Regions from separate parts of the Mus musculus genome. Here region 1 is linked to region 2. A link is a loop called in an ENCODE intact Hi-C map of the cell type or tissue named here. Cell type or tissue: gastrocnemius. All regions are shown on one strand. Links, peaks and the distances in the headings refer to the core of each region. The heading gives the core; the rest is flanking DNA. Region 1 overlaps Sgk1 (serum/glucocorticoid regulated kinase 1). Region 2 holds the start of Sgk1 (serum/glucocorticoid regulated kinase 1).

Evidence for each region. A loop is a pair of places that touch in the nucleus more often than their neighbours do. Peaks named below come from ENCODE experiments on the same cell type or tissue, not always from the same donor. Only the 100,000 strongest peaks of a DNase experiment are listed, where the experiment ranks them.
Region 1: it touches region 2 in a loop (2.4-fold over the local background); 7 of 42 quality-filtered maps call a loop at or near these places.

The regions. Positions count from the first base shown.
Region 1 is chr10:21,976,752-21,986,912 of GRCm38, reverse strand. The region is part of intron 3 of Sgk1 (serum/glucocorticoid regulated kinase 1); the gene reads right to left. Among named protein-coding and RNA genes, the nearest start is that of Gm34267, 77 kb to the left of the region's middle. In gastrocnemius, for the core only: no CTCF peak of the experiment used is centred there; a DNase peak (open chromatin) is centred at 5,688.
Region 2 is chr10:21,875,505-21,885,665 of GRCm38, reverse strand. Sgk1 (serum/glucocorticoid regulated kinase 1) reads right to left here and starts at 3,482. Exons shown (of 14, transcript NM_001161845.2): 1 at 2,959-3,482. The coding sequence starts at 3,027. Gm46215 (a long non-coding RNA gene) reads left to right here and starts at 3,388. Exons shown (of 3, transcript XR_001779732.1): 1 at 3,388-3,473; 2 at 3,916-3,968. Gm23839 (a small nucleolar RNA gene) reads left to right here and starts at 6,774; the gene lies at 6,774-6,882. In gastrocnemius, for the core only: no CTCF peak of the experiment used is centred there; DNase peaks (open chromatin) are centred at 1,881, 2,842, 3,342, 3,793 and 1 more place; H3K4me3 peaks cover 1,148 bases.

The sequences.
Region 1 (10,161 bases), core at 1,115-9,114, 100 kb before region 2:
AGACCAGAAGTAAAACTTTTGTTAATGAGTCATTAGGGAGGTAATGGGTGATATAATTTCCACTCTGAACCCTTCATCCTTGGGCCCTAGCTATGGAGAACATACGGGAGGAAATGTACAGAGTGTCTACTGAGAACACATACATACAGCATCTCACTGTTGTATTCCTATGAGGGGACACCATGGCCAAGGCAATTTTCATAATGAATCATTTAATTGGGGGCTGGCCAATTAGTTTCAAAGGGCTAGGCTATGGTCATTATGTCAGGAAGCAGGCAGGCAGACATGACACTGAGATAGTAGCTGCAAGCTTTACAGGGATCAGGTAGAGAGGGAAAGAGGGAGAGGAGAGAGAGACAGAGGCAACACCATGGGCCTAGCCTGGGTTTTTGAAACCTTAAACTCACCCAAAGTCACATATCTCCAAGAAGGCCACACATTCTAATCCTTCCTAAACACTTCCAGTAACAGGGGACCAAGCATTGGAACATGAGCCTGTGGGGTCTACCTTCTTAGCCACCATATACAGCCTTCTGATGAACCTTGCCCCACCCAGTCTGCTGAGTACAGCCCTTATAAATAGTGTTTCCTCACTTAGTCATCTGCCTCAGGTTCTGGGAACCATGGTGTATTAGTCAGGGTTCTCTAGAGTCGCAGAACTTATGGACAGTCTCTATATAGTAAAAGAATTTATTGATGACTTACAGTCGGCAGCCCAATTCCCAACAATGGTTCAGTCGCAGCTGTGAATGGAAGTTCAAGGATCTAGCAGTTACTCAGTCTCACACGGCAAGCAGGCGAAGGAGCAAGAGCTAGACTCCCTTCTTCCAATGTCCTTATATTGTCTCCAGCAGAAGGTGTAGCCCATATTAAAATTGTGTTCCACCACACCTTTAATCCCGGATGACCTTGAACTCGGAGATTTAATCTTCTGGAATCCATAGCCACTATGCTTCAAGATCTCCATACCAAGATCCAGATCAGAATCTTCTATCTCCAAGCCTCCAGATAAGGGTCACTGGTGAGCCTTCCAATTCTGGATTGTAGTTCATCCCAAATATAGTCAAGTTGACAACCAGGAATAGCCACTACACATGGGAAGGCCGATAGATTCCACAAGATCAGGCTCATTGCTGTGGTTCTTCAGTTGTGATGAAGTCGCATCTGATCTTGGTCAGATGAGCAGGACAGTGGGTAAGGGTGGAATGTGTCATACTGGAGCCTCAGCAGAAGAATGTGCGAAAGGCACTTTACATCCAGAATGTCTGCTCCAACTAAGACAAAATGTGACCTTATATATGCTCAGAGTGACAAAACAGAATCAGCTTGTTGGGAAATGTGACTTTGGGAAATGGTGCCACATTGGGGATTCAATTGGCTGACACTGTTAGCATAAACTTAGTGAGTAAAGTCGGGGGCTTTGGTGAGTAGAAACGTATGTTAACTCACTCTAGGATTTCTTGGTGGTTTTAGTAAGAACTGTCCACTTAGGTTCACGTAGTTGAATACTCTGTCCCTTATTGTCCAGTTGGGTGGTGGAGATGAACCCACTCCCCTCCAATACAAGCTCTCAGCTACTGCTCCAGTTACCATGCTTGCCTGCCTGCTGCTATGGTCCCTGCCGTGATAGTTGATAATGGACTCAGCCTCTGAAACTTTTTGTTTGTTTGTTTTTTGAGACCCTGTAGCCCTACCTGGCCTTGAACTTCTGATCCTACTACCTCCATGTTCCAAGTGCTGAGACTATGGGTGCATACCGTCAACCCATTTAAGTTTTAAAGGCCTTCCCTGCTGAGACCACTCGCTGGTTATCATTCACGAGGGACATGAAAATGTCTTCTTGTCCTTTGCAAACTCAGAGAGGCTTAGCCCATACACCTCTTCCCCACGTGTCCTTGTCACTCTTTTTCCAACCATGTTCCTTCCACGTCTCTGACCATTCACTGAACCAGTGGCCACAGCCCAAGCATTGATATGCAGGAACTCTTGGGGCCCTCTTGCTTGCAATCAGTGTGTGTATCCAAATCCACTTTCTAAAGTTCTGCCCACTAAGAAGAGGTCTCTTCACTACTACTGTCTTTCAGGATATAGTGCTGTGGGGAATTTATCCATTTGCAGTCATATATGCATGCATGACAGTATCAGTCAGTAACATGATACCACTACACACACAGGCTTTGTATCACAGAGATACGAAAATGCAGTATAGCCCTGGTTTCTTTCATACCAAGCAATTAAAAACCTTAGATGTTGTATCCTGAAACTTGAACATCTCCATTCTTCTGCATACGGTAGAGGGTACAGTTGAGTATTTCCATAACTTTTCCTGCTAGGTTTGATACAGGTTTCATCCCACTCTGTGGCCAGTAATTTTCAACATTCTTTGCAAGTCTGTGCAAGATGAGCATTGCACCATTTATCAAGCAAAACTTAAAAATGAAAAAGATTATTCCGATGTCTGTCTATGCATTGAGACTGTCTATCCATTCAACCAATGGGTTTGAACACATCAAATGTCATCTCACACCAGTTTTGAACCTTGAAAAGAATTATCACCATGTTGAAACATGAAAACCACAGCTCTAGGGATGCCAGGGCACATCAACTTACTTCTCCCACAACAAAAAAAGCTCTGAAAGGCTGTGGCTCCTTCATCCTTTGTAGGAAATATTCATTAGTGCTCCTGGAATTGGCTGCCCTACAGTTGCAGGAGACAGGTAGAGCTGCCCATTTCCCTCTGGAGTTTTTTTTTTTTAAGTTTTGAAATGCATCCCCAATCTGGGGGTTACCAATAAGCCTTGCTCACCAGGGAGTTTAGGAGTCTGTAGATGTTTACAATTTTCTAGGATTTTGAAACAGGAAGAGTGGGATTATCTTCTCCCACCTTCGCATGCCTTGCAGTAAGTGATGCCCAATAAACACTGGAGGAATCTATGAATAAACCTATTCTCTCCATAGCTTGCCACATTTCTCCTACTTATCTTTCCTTCTTGGTTACAAATGCTAAGACAAATTTTGATGGGAATTATTTATTATGAAAGAGATCCTGAAGGCAAACTGTTGTTTTTACCTTTATATTAAAAAAATGTATGTTCAGAATTTCTGTGCTGAAGTTTCACAGCATAACTCCGCATAAGAGCACATCTGCATAAGGGCTTAAATATCTGCGTTTTCAAATTTTGGGTTGATTTCATTTTTAAGACAGGCTGCCATCCAGCATAAGCAAGCCCAGAATTCATCCATGTAGCTGAGGTCGCCTTAAACTCACCTTTCTACCTATGCCATCTGATCGCTGGGATTAGAAGCACACAGCCTCACACCTGGCCTTGTTTTTATCATGACGATAAATAACAAAGGGCAGAAATGGACACAACAAACAGCTTTTACATAACTCCTACCCGATGTTCTTCTGTCTCCTGCCTCCATCCCCCTAATCCTATGTTCTTAAATTTTTGCATTTTTGGAGATTACAGGTTTCTAAAAGTTTGAAATGGACACTATACGGTCCTCTGGACTATTTTTCCTTTCTGTCTCTTTTAAAAATAGCATTATAGATGGGCAGTGATGGCACAGCATTTAATCCCAGCACTCAGAAGGCAAAGACTGGTGGATCTCTGAGTTTGAAACCAGCCTGGTCTACAAAGTGAGTTTCAGGACAGCCAGGGCTACATAGAGAAACCCTGTCACAAAACAAAACAAAACAAAACAAAACAAAACAAAACAAAACAAAAATAATAAAAGCATCTCGCTGTAAAAGCTGCAGTGTGTCACAGAACATTGCATTAGTATGCTTTTTTGTCCAAACAGCTTTTCTTACAAATATTCATTGCAAGTTCAAGGTGCAAGGCTTATGACTTATGACTTAATCAGGACTCCTCTCGGCTATCCCGCTGTTGCCCTGTGTCTCTGAGACCCTGTAGCTTTGGCTCTGCCAGGCTAGCCCCTTCATGTGCTCAAGCAGTTCATAGTAGACAGGATAGATGCTGGAGTGGGCCGACTCTCCCAGGTGGGCCCTAGCTCTGGACCTGAGTGGGACCTGAGTTGGTCAGCCCTCCAGTTCTCCCTCACCCAAGCCCCTTGCTTTGCCCAGGTGAGGGGCAGGGACAGCTCTTCCTCGAGCCACAGCCACCAGAGAGGCAGCTGAGTTGGTCATTGTAGAATTAGTATGTTCTCATAAGGCTGTTGGTAATTATAATTCGAGTCATTTGTAAAGGTCTTGTGGAATTTTTCTCATTTTTAAGATTTAGTTTTTAGCATGTGGGTGTTTTGTCTGTGAGCCGTGTACATGCTTGGGGCCCAAGGAAGCCAGGTGTCAAATCTCCTGGAACTGGATGGTTATGAGCCACCGTGTGGGTGCTAGGACCCAAACCCACATCCTCTGGAAGGGCAGCCAGTGCTCTTAGCCACTGAGCTTTACACACTTCTTGTCTGATTTTCCATTATAATAGCTTGCAATGGTTGCAAGGTGGGTTTCAGACCCTGGACAAGCAGCCTATGTTCCTATTTAACATATCAAAGTAGACCTTGACTTTAAATTCTAAGGTGTGCCTGGCACACCCCACCCTCTACCCAGAACTTTCTACCCCAGAGGCTAAGCCTCCCCCTCCCCAAAGGCTCTTCCCTTTATAATCCAGATATTTTGCATGATATATCAATACCTACCTCTGTACCTTTACCTAAATCCATCTCTATCTCTCTATCTTGGCATGCCAATTGGCAGTTTCCCTGGCCCCACTCCTTGGAATCAGGGAATCCTCCTGAGAGCTGCCCCCAAATAAATCTGCACCCTTTTACTTTCAATTTTGTTTGAGTTGGCATGTCCTTCAATGGAGAAAACCTATTAATACGCAACAGTCTTTATGCAATTCTAACCCAGTTCCCGTGACTGAAAAACAGTTCACTCTTCTTACCTGCAGCTTCAAAAGATATCACTGTGCGATATGATATAGAAATGACGGAATCAGAAAGCAGAGATCTGGGTGCTTCTAATGCTAAAAGCCCCGTTTTGAGCCAGTAAACCCAGTTCACGTTTAAAAACAAGTTGAAAATAACACTTTTGTGTGTGTGTGTGTGTGTGTGTGTGTGTGTGTGTGTACATGTGCTGTGGTGGAAGGTAAGGCCTAAGGATCTGGAGTTTCAGGACAGCACAGGATAGCAGTGAGATCCTATTTCAACAGAACAAAATGAAACACAAAGCTATTTAACACAACTGCCCTATGAACGCCTCTGCTGGGCCCACCATACCTTAAACATACTCAAGATGCATCAGCAGACACTAGGACACCATGAGAGCAATCTACAGCCTAGGTTTACTGTCAAGATTACTTCTCAGTTTGAATTGTCCTTTTTCCCAAACACCTCTGTGTACATTCGAGCTAATGTCACAGCTTTGACATCACTGAAGCAGTAAAGGAGATCGAGCAGGGTTTCCAGTTCGGTCAGCATTAGGACACATCAGTAGGCTGAGTGAAGCACTCGCTCTACTGTCCTCATGGCCATTTCACTAACCACAAGGGATGATGGGAAACACAGGTGAGAGTGGGTAGGGGAAGAGTTTGAGAAGCCAACGTATGCCATTTAATGCCCATGAGGGCAGTGCAACCTAGCTACTACCATATAATTCTCCTCTAACAAAACAAAACTCTAATCAGCAGAAACGGCTGACTGCCGTGCATTTCCACATGGATCTTGGATGCCATTCAACACCCCCAGGCCACCCTGTGACAACCTTCTCCGAAGTCTCCTTGTATTCTCTCTTTTCTGTCAGTCTACACCATAAAAACCAGAGTTTGAATCAGGACCATTTTGTTTGGTTTTGGATGAACTCTACCCTAACATCTAATTCTATTCTCATTTGTTTCCTCCACTTACACACCTCCCTCTCCACCCATTCCCTTAAGAAGCTAACTCCACAGCTGGGCGTGGTGACGCATGCCTTAAATTCCAGTTCTTGGAAGCCAGAAGCAGGTAGATCTGAGTTCAAGGCTACCCTGGTTTACAGAGTGAGATCTAGGACTGCCATAGCTACAGAGACCCTGTAAACAAACAAACTAAAGAGAGAAGCCCTGTCCTCACCTGCCTTTCAGTGAACCATTTTCATTCCTGGGATAGCTACCTACTGGTTATAGGCTATTTTTACTATGTACAGTTTTAAAGTTACAAAATAGCTTTGTAAGTGTCCAAAGTATATTCTGCCACATGTCTCATTATATGCTTGTGATTCCAACACTTTGGAGGCGAGAGCAGAAGGACCAAGAATTCGTAGTTACCCACAGCCACATAGTAAATTCTAAGCCAGCCTGGAATATATAATATCTTGTCTCAAAACCTGTATTTTATCTAACAAAAAAATAGCCCTGTTGTTAAGACCAAAACTCAAAAAAAAAAAAAAAAGCTTCATTAAATCTTTTCCTTTCTTTCTTTCTTTCTTTCTTTCTTTCTTTTTTTTTTTTTTTAATTTTTGAGACAGGGTTTCTCTGTGTAGCCCTGGCTGTCTTGGAACTCTCTCTGTAGACCAGGCTGGCCTTGCATTCAGAAATCTGCCTGCCTCTGCTTCCCAAGAGCTGGGATTAAAGGCGTGCGCTACCACACCCGGTCATTAAACCTTTTCTTATATTTCCTTATATATTCGCGTTTATAATGTGTTTATGTGCATATGTTGGTACAAATATATTAATAGACATGTGGTGCACATGTTTTGTATTAAAATACTTTTTACTCAAATGTTCCTTTTGCCCAAGATAGCTCTGTCCTTTGAGACTGGATTCCTCTGTGTAGTTCTGACTGTCCTGGAACTCTTTCTGTAGATAAGGCTGACCTTAAACTATCTCTGCCTCCTAAAAACAGAGATAAATGTAGGTGCCACCAATGCCACAGAGCAATCTCTTTTCTATTATAGCTTGTCATTTTGTTTCTTTGAGACCTGCTTCCACTATATAGCACAGGGTGGCCTTGAACTTATGACTTTCTTTCCTTACTTCCCAAATACTGAGTTTATTGCTTGCCCACCATTCCTGGTCCTGCGTCTCCTTTGATTCTGAGGCCTGGATAAACTTAGAACCCTTTGCTTGACCTGGAGCAGGTGAATCTCTGAGTTTGAGGCCAGCCCAGTCTAGAGAGTTCAAGGACAGCCATGGCTACACAAAGAAACCATATCTTGGGGGGAGGGGAGGGGAAAGAATTCTCTGCTTGAGTAAATCCAAATTTAACTTGTTGAAAGCTTCTCTCTCAACAATCTGTATTAGACGTTATAAAATGTCTTTCGTAAGAATAAAGAAAACTACCAGAGGTTTGGTATTTCAGCAAATTAATCACATGTATAAGACCTTAAAAATAAGATCATAGGCTGGCCTCGGTCATCATTTGGTGGCAGGTTGACCTTTAACTGTGTGTAGCTGGGGGTGCCCTTGAGCTTCTGACCCCTTGTCTCCACCTCCCAAGGGCTGGCTTATGTGGTCCTGGGAATGGAGCCCAGGGCTTTGTGGATGCAGGTTACAGTCACCACCAACTGAACTGCACCCCAGCACAGTAGAACATTTTAACCTTAGCCGCAACTAACATCACTAGATATTCTTGATGCAGTTTGACATAAGATAATAAAAATGAGGGACATTTGTTGAAAAATGAGAAAGATAACTTTCCTAAAACATGAATTGCCATCAATCTATTTATCTCACATTTTAAAATGACAACATATACTCTTCAGGTTTCTTCAGAACAGCAGTTTCCCACCCCTTTGGGAGTCACATGCCAGATATCCTACAGATCAGATATTTTTATTATGATTCATAACAGTTAAAAAGCAGCAACAAAAATAATTTTATAGTGGCGAGTCACTACCATGAGGGGCTGTTAGGGTCACTGCTCTGGAGTAACAGAACTTCTAGAAAGAATCGATAGCTATAGAAAGGGATTCATTAGAATGACTTACAGGCTGCAGTCCAGATAATTCAACCAAAGTCGACTGTGAGCGGAAAATCCAAAAATCCAGGAGTTGCTTATCCATGCGAGGCTGAATGTCTGGTAAACGGTGTGCCTTCCTGCCTCAAGATATGGATTAAAAGTAGGCCTTCCTACTCCAAATTAAGCAAAAATTCCTCACAGATGTGCCCTCCATTTCCAGATGTAGTCAAGCTGGTAACCAAGAATAGCCGTCATACAAATTTTCCTGATATAATTCTGGGAGTAAGAAAAAACTATGAAAACCAAGTGTCTGTCCTCCTGACACACCGGAGGCAGCAGCAGAGGCAGAGGAAGAGGCGGAGATAAAGGCAAGGCAGGCCGAGCTTCAAAAGTTCAAGGTCAGCCCGGTCCTACGAAATGACTTTCAAGCCAGGCAAATTCATGGCCAGCTATGTAGACAAACTGTTTCAAACAGACTGGCGGACAGACAGACAGAAAGAGACTTTGAAACATCAAAGCTCTTAGGTGTGAAGTGAATTATTTGAGCAAATCAGGCAGGCGCAAGAAGATCGTCACTGACTTATAATTGTTCAACTTACAAGTTTTTAAAAAAGCATTTCAGTGGTTTTGTTTACATATTACTTGTTTTGTTAGATTTCCTGTGTGTGTGTGTGTGTGTGTGTGTGTGTGTGTGTGTGTGTGTGTGTGTATGTGTGTGTGTGCATGTGCGTGTCACAGTGTGAATGTGGAACTCTGAGGACAACCTGAGGAACTTGGTTTTCTCCTTTCACCATCTGGGTCCTGAGGCTGGGACTCTGGTTGGTGGCAGGCACCTTTTACCCACTGAGTCATCTGTGAACACACGTCATGATTGGAGTATTTTGACATGATTGTGATAGATTGATATGTCTTCAATAGAAATTACATTTTATAAAAAAAAAAAAACGTGATGTTTTCCTGGCCAGCAATGTATAGACAGATTGTTCCTCGTGATAGTTACTGTAGGCTAACATAAATATTGGTAGAGCAGGCAAACCAAATAATAATGTATGGTAGGTTGTGTGCGCTAAGTGCTTCCTGACAATATGCTGTGTGTTTTATTGGGATGACCCTTCGTTGTAAGTAGAATAATACCTGTACTGTATAAAAACATTTTCAGTGAATTTTGGGAACCAGACAACACAGCCATTGTAGAATACTGTCAGTTCATCCCCCAGTCAAACAGCAGAAATAACAAGTAAGTTTAGGAAGAGGAAAAGGGAAGATACATTCCTGAGCCCCACAAAGGCAGAACAGATCTTGCTCCATTTGTAAAGCCACCGAAGGCTGACCCCTTGGTTTACTCAATCTGAGGGAACGTGAGGGGGCTCCTCTGTGAGTAGCTAAATTGGTTCTGTAGTCACACATGCATCTGGCAGTGGGGTAGTCATGAGGCTGGGATTTAATGTCAAACAACTCAAATGCTGCATAAGCTTGACTCTCAGCACCTTCCAGCAGAGGCGTCTGAAAGGACACTCACCGGACCCTGGAGCAAGTACCCTGTCCTCTGTCTAGAACTGCGCATGCCTTGCTGAGATAGAGCAAAGTTCTTTCCTGCATTCCAAATCCTGGCTTTAGAATTCCACTGGTTTTCCCAGCGTTTGTTTGTTTGTTTGTTTGTTTGTTTGTTTGTTTTTGAGATGGGGTCTCACATAGCACAGGCTGGCCTTAAGCCCACTGTATAGGTTAAAATGGCTCTGAATGCCAGTCATGCTGCCTCTGACTTCTTAGCGCTAGGAAAACATGGCCTTACCACCACACCTAGCCCAGAACCCAACACTCCCTATTAAGGATGCTAAAAAGTCAAGAAAAATGTGTTCCTGTCTTTCTGGTTCTGGTAGCCAAGAGTACACGGAAGAATATGGGGTTCCACATGCAAGGAATAATGTGGGAGAGGTTGCTTCAGTCCAAAGGAAAACCTAGAATCTGAGTTTACAACCTTCCCCTGTCAATTCCTTGTTTAACAGCTTAAACATTAAAAGCCAAAACAAAAAAACAAAGTGAGCTATTTTATCTAAATGAACAGGCAACACCTAGTGTGATCTCCGGCTGCAGGACTTGGGTCCCACAGCATGTGTCACAGTGTGCCTGTCTGTGTCTCCAGGATCCTTGTCACTCTTGTGTTTGGAGCCCTAGATAATAAGGCTCAATAAATGATGAAACTTTAAATTTCAAGAGAAAAACCCCACTAAAGGTCCAGTAAGGAACAACATAGTGAAA
Region 2 (10,161 bases), core at 711-8,710:
GAGGAATAAATGAAATAATCTGCAGAAACTGCTTGGTCCATGAGATTTAAAACACAGTCAGAATGAATACGGCTCCTGGTGGGCCACCATGGGAGCACATTAGCTATAGTCCCTTCTGGTGGCTCACTGGATTCCCTCTGGATAGCTGAGAAATGTAGGAAGCCGTCTTTTAGTGTTTTACAATCAAAAAATTGTGTTCAGGACTCAGTTGTTTCTTTGGTGAGTGTGTGTGCACAGCCCTCCCCACCTCCCCAGAATCCAGTTCTGTTCACAGCTCAATGTGGGCATTAGACAAAGGTTTACTTTGTAGGACTGTCTAGCTGGGCTAAAACTAAGATATGCAGAAATGTGTGGAACTTCAATAGAACATAAGGAAATGGATTATTCTTGGCCAAAAACAAAGACATTATAGAATATGAATTTGTATGTAAGGCACATAGAGCAGTTCAGCAAAGTATTAGCATCCATGACAACATGAGGAGGGAAGGAAGAGTTCCAGAAAAGGTGAGCTAAACTTCTCTACTGTCTTCTAACTGTACACATTTATTTTCCTATTACCTGTGTAATAACAATAATAATACATTTAAAACCATGTATGCTGGAGCATGGCTGGGATCCCAGCACCTAGGAGTCACAGGCCCTCAATGATCAGGAGTTCAAGGTCAGCCTCAGCTACGCCATGAGCTGTTGGAAGCTAATCGGGTTTAGAAGAAAGAGACCCCGTCTCAAATCAGTCAAACAAAAACACCCAAACTAGAAAAAGCCAAGGCAAGGTCAGAGTACAAGCAGAGAGCATTTAGAATACAGAATAAATCGGATGTGTAATAAAACAAAGTAGACAGGAATCAAGGAATTTCTCCCCAGGGCTGTCAATGACGTGACACATGTCACATTCTACTGTCCTTGAGGGGCAAGGAGAGCAGAGGGGGGGCAGGGAGATGTCAGACCCAATCTCCAGCAGACTGAACCCAGTGAAATGGCCTGCTGGACCTCATGGTGTAAATCTCTTTCTCCCTGCAGTTTTTGAGAAGACATCTGTACCCTGTCTCACTCTTTCCAAAACCCAAGGTCTGCAGAAACACTGGCTGAAACACACTGGTAAATTATGCTCGTAAGCAAAATGCAACCAGATGTCAAGCTGGGATTTCTAGTAGTATATTTTGATGGCAAAGAAAATAAGAAACTATTATAATAAATAAACAGTATGTAACTGACACTTGGTTGACTGACAATATATAGCTGAAAGGGTTCTAAACTCCCCAGGGACTGTGAACGTAGTTCACTGTTTGGGGATGGGGCTTGTGGGGGAGGGGTGACTTGCATGCTTGAGGCCCAGCACTGTAAAACAAAATACCCTTAATAGCACCAAATAAATTAGTTAAGATAGGCATAAGCTCATAAGCCTAAACCTATAGTTCCAATACACAAGAAACTGAGGCAGGAGGATCATTTCAGCCCAGGCATTCAAGACAGCTTGGTCAATGTAGCTAGAGAAAAAAAAAAAAAAAAAAAAAAAAAACAGCAAACTTTGGCTAGTTAGTTAGAAGGAAGTAAAGAATTTAAGGACTAAATAAAAGGGTGCTTCCCTTGGAAAAGTATCTTTTGACTACAGGGGAGACCTTAGTAGTGCGGGAGGACCAAGAAGCTGGGCTGACTTGCAGACTCTACTGGGGAAAGACCTCTCAACTGACACTGGCTGCAGGAGTTAGCGTTACTCAGATTTAGTGCGTATCGTTTGCATTTGGCCATAGATTTGGGGATCTCTAAGCCAGGATGTGAGAGAGCTCCTGCTGGCGCTTGCAGACTGCTGGTTTGCAGACCTGCCTTTCCAGCTTGACCCTTCAGTGCTAGGAGGCCGTCCAGCCCAGCCTGTAATTCATTACGTTCTGTTGCCTTTTCGGCACACACAGACGCGGCCTGAATGAAGGGAAGGGTGAATGAATGGAAGGAAGCAGCTGGATAGGACCGCCCCGGGCACTAAATAGGACGGCACAACTGGGGCTACAGGAGCCTCCTATTGCTTAAGAGACACTCCCCATAAGGATGTCAATGATCAGTCTTCCAACAACCACTCATTTCTGAGTCCCCACTCATGTATAAATTTGCAGAGCCACAGACCTCCAGTGTGGCCATTGCAATGAACTGAGTTTATCTGTGAAACAGAGAAAGGTCTATTCATTTACAGCCCTATGACATTACTAACATTATGAATGAAAGGAATTTAAACAAATGTATACAGCAAATGTACATAGCAGCAGAACCCTCCCCGCACGCCCCCCCCCCCAATCATAGTTTGGGCTATAAAACAGGCTATCCCTTATTCTTTTGGTAAGGGCACGTGTGCTAGGCAAAATTGAGGCAACTTGAAATAGAGGGTTTGAGATGTTGGGAGTCCATCATTTCTGTCAAAGGTCACTCTGGTCCTTTCCTGTTTACCCCAAAGATAGAGATAGTGGCAGAATGGATTTGAGGAGCCAAAGCTGCTTCTAACAATTGAAGACGAAAATGCAGCAGCCCTTGAGACGGAGGGAAGGTGTGGCAAAGTTGAACCCTTCAAAGATAAGAGCGAGAGAGCTACTTAATTAGCCCAGACTAAATTGCTTCTTATTAACTGCACTCGGGCCAGCTGTCTTTGAAACTGCCTTGTAATCCTGGGCATGGCTTTGATTGAGAAATCTCAGTTCCCATCTTAAACCCATTTGAAGGCATCTCGGCCCAACCCCCTTCTTCCAATGCAACTCCTCTGAGCCCCCCCTTTCCATCAACATCTCCCCTACCCACCCCCCAACAAATATGAATCTCAGCAGGGCCAGCGCTCACCTTGACCACTGACACCAGAAGCTCTGCTTTCACGAAGGGCTCAGTAACAAAACCCGAGGCTTACCCTAGGCAAGCCTCCAAAAGCATTTGAGAGAAGCAGCGTAGAAAACAAAAGCAACAACCACAACCTGGGCTTACCCGTTTCTTAAAAAATTGGAACGCTGAGCATTTCTTGACCGGGAATCCATTCATGTCTTTGTTTACCATCTTCCACAGAAGGGACTTCACAGTTATAGATCCAGGGTGGCACCGGCTTGGTTTACTGCATCTGTATCCCGATCCGCCTTCCTGGAGACGGTGAATGAAGACCGAACGGGATGGAGAGGCTAACGGGGCTCAGTTTTTCACTCGCTCATCCTGCTGCGGCAGCGACTGCAGTAACTCGCCCCACTTTCAGAGGCCACTGGCAATGGCTTTTCTCTTTCCATCATTGCTTTGAAACGTAAGCATCACCACAACAGGACCCCGGGGCCGGATGGCGGGATACAGCAAATCTATCCAGAGATGCTCTGGCGGGCGCTCAGGCGAGAGCAGGGTACCGTCCCCGCCCCCAGCTACCGAGCTGCTCCCGGGCTGAGCGGGGAGCGAGCGACTCGCTCTGCTCCAGGTGATGCGCTGCTGGAGGCTGCTGGAGGAGAGCTGTTTTTGATTGTGTAGGTTCCAGTGGGAGCTGTAGTTAAGCAGCTGGGGGAAGGAGTAAGAAAGAGCTGAAGCCGGAGGGAGGGAAGGAGGAAGGGAGAGAGCCTCCTCAGAAAGGTAAATGGAAAGAGAAAGCAAGGCAGGAAGGAGCAAGGATGCATGCATGCATATGTGAGTAAGATCAGAGGATGGTCAGGAGACACAGAAAACACAGAACAACGGATTCCCTTGGGAGGGTTCTTTGAATTGGTTTTTCTTTGCAACAATGTGGTAACCAGAGTAAAATGCAGACCCAATAATGTAATTCTCAATGAAGTTCTTCAGATTCCGGTTCTGATACCAAGCCCCGGAGGCAGGGGGTGGGGGGCATCAAACGTGTTCCTGCCCTATGAAACCTTGAAAAATAAAATAATGTGCCTACACATGTGTAGCAGTGAATGGTCTCTTACTCTGTAGGGTCCTCGGATGCCCTTCCTTCCGCTGTGACATTAGAAGGAACAACTGGGGAGGTAAGCCCACCCTTTTCAACAGAGAAGCCGGCAGTAAGAGAAAATCAATGAACAGAAACAAAGTGTGCAAAACCAATAGGCAGAACCTTGCCCAGACCTTCACCAAAAATTCGTGCTGAATCCATTCAATGCTAAGGGAGTCACAGGAAGCAAGGACGAGTCTTTTTACATGCCCCAACTTATCCTGAACCTCTGCAAAGTGAATTCATTTAACAAAAACATTTAATTATGCGTAGCTCGTTTCCACTTGTGCTCTTTGATGCTGATATTTTATGAGTTTTGTTTTGTTTTTTAAATAGGATTTATAGCAAAAAGGTTTGGGGTCCCTGTTAGCATGTGGTTTTGATCAGCTACTTCACCTCCGGCTGTACTTTGGTCTATGAGATAGACATACACGATCACTCACTCACTCACTCATTCATTCACTCATTCATTAATTCAGCCACTCAATCACTTGTTTGACATCTCATTCTATTCAAATATAGCATTCAAATCCAAAACCAGTAAGCGTTCACTGGTAGGAAATACACTAGAACTATCCTTAAAAATAATTGTTGATTGAGTGCTTGCATGAAACCATGAGTTTAATCCTCAGGACCACAAAACAAGCAAACAAACAAAAGAAAAAACAAAACAGCGACAGACACTGTGGCAACATGGGATTAGAACCCCTGCAGTTGGGAGGTTAAAGGTAGGAGGATCAGAAATGCAAGCTTATCCTCAGAGTTTGAGGCCAGACTAGAATTCATGGGATCCTAGCCAGAAACAACACCCAAACAGAACAATAACAACAACAAAACCCACATTGTTACACCATTTATATGGGAAACGTGGATTAACTGGGGAAGAGGTGCCTGAGTTCCTTTAGAGTATGAGTTTCTATGAGGTGAGATATGGATGAAGTTGTACAAGACACAAGGATACATTATGTAATCTACAGCTTCAGTAGGCCGTGATTTTCCTAAAGGGGCCATCTAAAATCACCAGAGAGAACTCAAAGAGAATTATTCTAAGATGAAAGAAATGTTCCCCATCGGGATTATGGTAATGACTACAGTAAGAACCAAACTTCATCATGAAACGAAAAAGAATTTGTTTTGCACAGTAAAATTATACCTCAGTAAGTTTCATTAGAAAACAGTGAAAGCCATTCAATCTCTTTCCTGTTCCTTTCTTCACTGTTCCTCACAAAGTGTTATAACAGCCATTTATTGAATGTGGGTGATAAATATATATATTTTAAATAACCCAGGGAAGCGGGTGATTCTGGGGCCCTCAGTTGGATTTCCTGTTGTTCTACCACACAGACTTGCTTTGGCAGATTCTCCATTGACCTAAGGTGAAGAGAAATGTCTCATGGAGTCTATAAGGGAAGGAGACGAAGACAAAACTAAAGACTAATTCATTCTTCCTGTCCCCCAAAGGCCACCTCCAGATGCTGACGCCATAGCTAGCCTATGCTAGACTTTACACAAGGTCATGAGCGCAATGGTGCATACTTTGTATCACAGGAGCAATGTACATATCATGGTTTGAATGAGAATGGCTTTCAGAGGCTCATAGAACTGCATGCTTATCCCCCGGTTGGTGAACTGTTTGGAAAGGACTAGGAGGTGTGGCCTTGTGTCACTGAGGGGTGGCCTTTGAGATTGCAAAAACCCATTCCAGGCCTGCTCCCCCATCCCCCGACCCCCCACAGCTTTCAAGTCATGTCAGTTTATAAAGCTCTCAGTTACTTCTTCAGTACCTGACACTCTCCCTGCCATGATGATCACCCCTCAGAAACCATGAGCAAGCCCCCCAATTAAACATTATCTTTTATAGTATTTGCCTTGGTCATAGTGTCTCTTCACAGTAATAGAACATGACTAAGTATGTACACATGTACTTAAGCATTAGATCTATTCTCCTTTGCAGGTGACAGGATAGGAAGGAAAGGCAGGTGACAAAAGGTAGAGGGATCCATAATTTAGGGCCATAGTTTGGTCATTACAACAACAATAAAGTGTTTACAGGACACAGTTAGCTCTCTTGGGACAGCAGGGTCTCTCTTTCCTCTTGAACTTTCCTTGTCATAATGAGACCATTAGCAGATAGGCTGTAGGTTTGTATATGTGTGGCCCAGGAAGTGGCACTATTAGAAGGTGTGGCCTTGTTCGAGTAGGTGTGGCCTTGTTGGAGTATGTGTCACTGTGGGCATGGGCTTTAAGACTCTCATCCTAGCTGCCTGGAAGCCAGTATTCTGCTAGCAGCCTTCAGATGAAGATGTAGAACTCCCAGCTCCTTCTGCCTGGATGCTGCCATGCTCCTGCCTTGATGATAATAAACTGAACCTTTGAACCTGTAAGTCAGCCCCAATTAAATATTGTCCGTATAAGAGTTGCTTTGGTCATAGTGTCTATTCACAGCTAAGACATAGGCCTACTATCACCTCTGTTTCCTAAGTATCTATCTTGGTAGCCTCAATACAAATGCTTTAAAAAGAAGTACAAGGTAGTTTTTGTTTTACGTATATCTTTATGCATCTCTTTGTTATGTCTTGCAGTGTTGGAGATCAGATGTGATACTTCATGCATCCTAGACAAACCCTTTACTGTTGAGCTATATTTCCCACCTCCTTCCTTTCCTTTCTTGGTTTTGAGGCAGTATCTCACTAGGTTGTCTCTGGCCTTGTAACTTGTTCTGTAGTGCAGGCAGGACTTGAATTTGAGATCTTCTTGTCTCAACCTTCTAGGCTGCTGGAATTAGTGACTATACTACCAGGCCTGGATGTTTTTTGCTTTTTGTTTTTAAAGATGTAATTTTTGCCCAGTGATGATACCATCCTGGCTCCTTGTGCATTTTGAGGCTGGGGATGACAACATAGCTTTTCTTGGGACAGGCCAGCTGGACAACTGCTTGAGGCTTGAGGGCACAGTGTCCTGAGAGTGGGTGGGGGGGAAGCTATTTAGTTAGTTAGTTTGGTTGGTTGGTTGGTTTTGTGTGTCTGTGCATATGTGTAAGTATCTGAAGATGCAATGGGAAGTGAACTTGGGTTCTTGGAAGTGCTCTAAACCATTGAGTCATTGGACCAGCCCCTATTTCTGTTCTCTTCTTTAATTTTCTTTTTCCCTTCCTTCCTTCCTTCCTTCCTTCCTTCCTTCCTTCCTTCCTTCCCTCCTTCCTTCCTCCCTCCCTCCCTCCCTCCCTCCCTTCCTTCCATCCTTCTTTCCTTCCTTCTTTTCTTCCTTCTTTCCTTCTTTCTTTAAACCAAATAGATATAGATTTATCTATCTGAGAAAGAGCCAAGAGGCTCCAGGAAGGAAATATGCCCAATTATTTCTTATAGCAAAATAATCCTTGGTTTTATTAAATTAGTGAGTTGACTTCCCTCTTTTTACCACGCAATATTACTTGTTCAACTTTGTGATCCTGACACACTATGGAAGTGGCTGAGTGCAGTAGGCAGTGTCTTTTCAAATGAATTCAATAAGAAGACAAATAATCTGGCCCAGTGAGCCTGGCCCTGGGCTCTGCGCGGGAATCATTGGCTCCCCCTGAGCATGTGAGAGGGCTGCACGGCTGCAGTCCCATCATCTGGGCTGCACTCTGGTAACAGTCGCTGCCCTCCTCTCTCCTCTTATCTCCTTTAAGCCTCCTGATACTGGTTTCCTTCCTTTCTAATTGAATGTCTAATTTGTAGCATCTGATTGTCACAAAGAACACCTAAAACTTGGTTTGATCTTCTTCCCCTCTCCCTTTCTGTGCGTGTATGGGTGTGCACACACATGGGTGGTAGACATCAGATGTATCTCCTCTATCATTTTTTTTTTTAATTTAAAATACTTTCTTTGACAGTTTCAAGCATATCTACAACGTGTTTTGGTCATGTCCACCCCAACTCTGTTACTACCCCAGACTCCACCAGCATGTACCTTGCCTATCTTTGCTTCTGTCCACATTATTACTGTTGTCTTTGCTTTGTTATTATCCTACGACAGGTTCTCACTATATAGTCCTGGCTAGCCTGGAACTTGATGTATAGACAAAGAGCTCTCTAGGGCTAGGATTTAATGTGTGCTCCACCACCTGGCTTCTCCACCCTAATTTCTGGAGCTGAGCACTTACCTGTACCACCTGGTTTTGTGTGTCAATTTGACACACGTTTGAGTCATCAGAGAGGAAGGAGCCTCAGTTGAGGAAATGCCTCCATGAGATCCAGCATTTTCTCAATCAGTGGTTAACGGGGGGGAGGGGCCAGCCTATGGTGGGTGGGGCCATCCCTGGGCTGATTCAGGTCCTGAGTTCTATAAGAAATCAGGCTGAACAAGTCATAAGAAGCAAGCCAGTAAGCAGCATCCCTCCATGGTATTGGCATCATCTCCTGACTCCAGGATCCTGCTCTCTTGGAGTTCATGTCCTTAACTTCCTTCAATAATGAGCAGCAATATCGAAGTGTAGGCCGAATAAACCCTTTCCTCCCCAACTTGCTTTTGGTCACGGTGTTTCATTGCAGCAATAGAAACCCTAAGACAATCTCAGACTGGATCCAAAGCTCACCAATTAGCTAGACTGGCTAGGCAGAGCCCACCCCTCATCCTCCTGTCCCTGACTCTCCAGTCCTGAGATTACCTACAAATGACATTGTACCTGGCATTTTTTGTGGAGGCTGGGAATCCACACTCAGGTGCCCAGACTCACACAGCACTGTACTCCCCCACCCCCACCCAGACTCACACAGCACTGTACTCCCTGATCCCCCCCCAACCCCCAGGCTCACACAGCTCTGTACTTCCCTCCCCCTCCCCCCAGCTTCCCATTTGCTCTTTAATAGTTTATCTAGTTTCCCTGCTGGTAATATTATGTAAATTATAACACAAATAATAAATAAAGGAGCTGTGTGGTACTGATCACATTATATACCCAGAATTGTACGGACTGTGACAATCTTTCTCTCAGCTACTGAACCCATTTTCTCATCTGTAGAATAATGGTAATGAAGTGCTTTTCCACCTGCCTCATAAGGTAACTGTCAATAGTAAATTATACGTGAAGGGCTTTGTCCCTGTTTGCAAAATTCTCAATAAATCTATCCTTTTGATCTTAATCAGACAGGAGACATACATCAATATAATGTAGAAACTCCTTACAGACTTAGAGAGTGTCAGCATGTGATATATTTAAGTTTTGAATGGAATGTGATTTTCCTATGGCACCTGGAAAACAGAGAAGATCATAAGAGAATATTTATTGAGGAACGGATGTCCCACTGAAGAAAGGCATACAAATAGATCATGTCATAAGAAATATTTTACAACCTTCTCTGACACAGGTAACTTGATTATACAGGGATGCATGCAATCATGGCTTAGCAAAACCCACTGGGGATTGGATGTCTCTTTGTGGACATGCTAAAGATTTCTCTTATTATCTTTTGTTTCAAATTTGTAATTCTTTCGTTTCATCAAATTGGATTTGTTTTTTAAATCTTTGTGTATTTACTATGTATATACTCATGTATGTGTATTTACTGTGTGTATATTTATGTGTGTGTATTTATCATGTGTATATTTTTGTGTGTATTTTCTATGCGTATGTTTTTATGTGTGTAAATATGTGTGTATTTACTGTCTGTGTATTTGTGTGTGTGTGTGTGTGTGTGTGTGTGTGTGTGTGTGTGTATTTACTGTCTGTATATTTCTGTGTGTGTGTTTACTGCATGTATGTTTATGTGTGTTTTGTGTGTGTGTTTACTGCATGTATGTTTATGTGTGTTTTGTGTGTGTGTTTACTGCATGTATGTTTATGTGTGTTTGTGCTACTGCCCATTGAACCATCTCACTGGCACATCTTGTTTGTGTGCATTTTGTTTGCTAAGACAGGGTCTTATACTGTAGCTCAAATTCAAAGCAATCCTCCTGCCTCAGCCTCCTTAGTAGTGGAATTACAGGTGTGTAAACCATCATAAACTACTCAGTAAATCAGATCTTCTGCAGAAAAGTAATCAGATGAAAAGTTACAAAATCAATACAATTTCCAAAAGAAAAACCCAGAGGTAAAACTCAGCCAGTGGTGTTTTAATTTATTTATTTTATATTTTGAGACAGGGATCACTATGTAACTCTGGCTAGCCCAGGACTTAATATGTAGAACAGGCTATCTTCAAAGTAGGATCAATCCTCCTGCCTCTGCTTCCAAACCACTGGGCCCATTG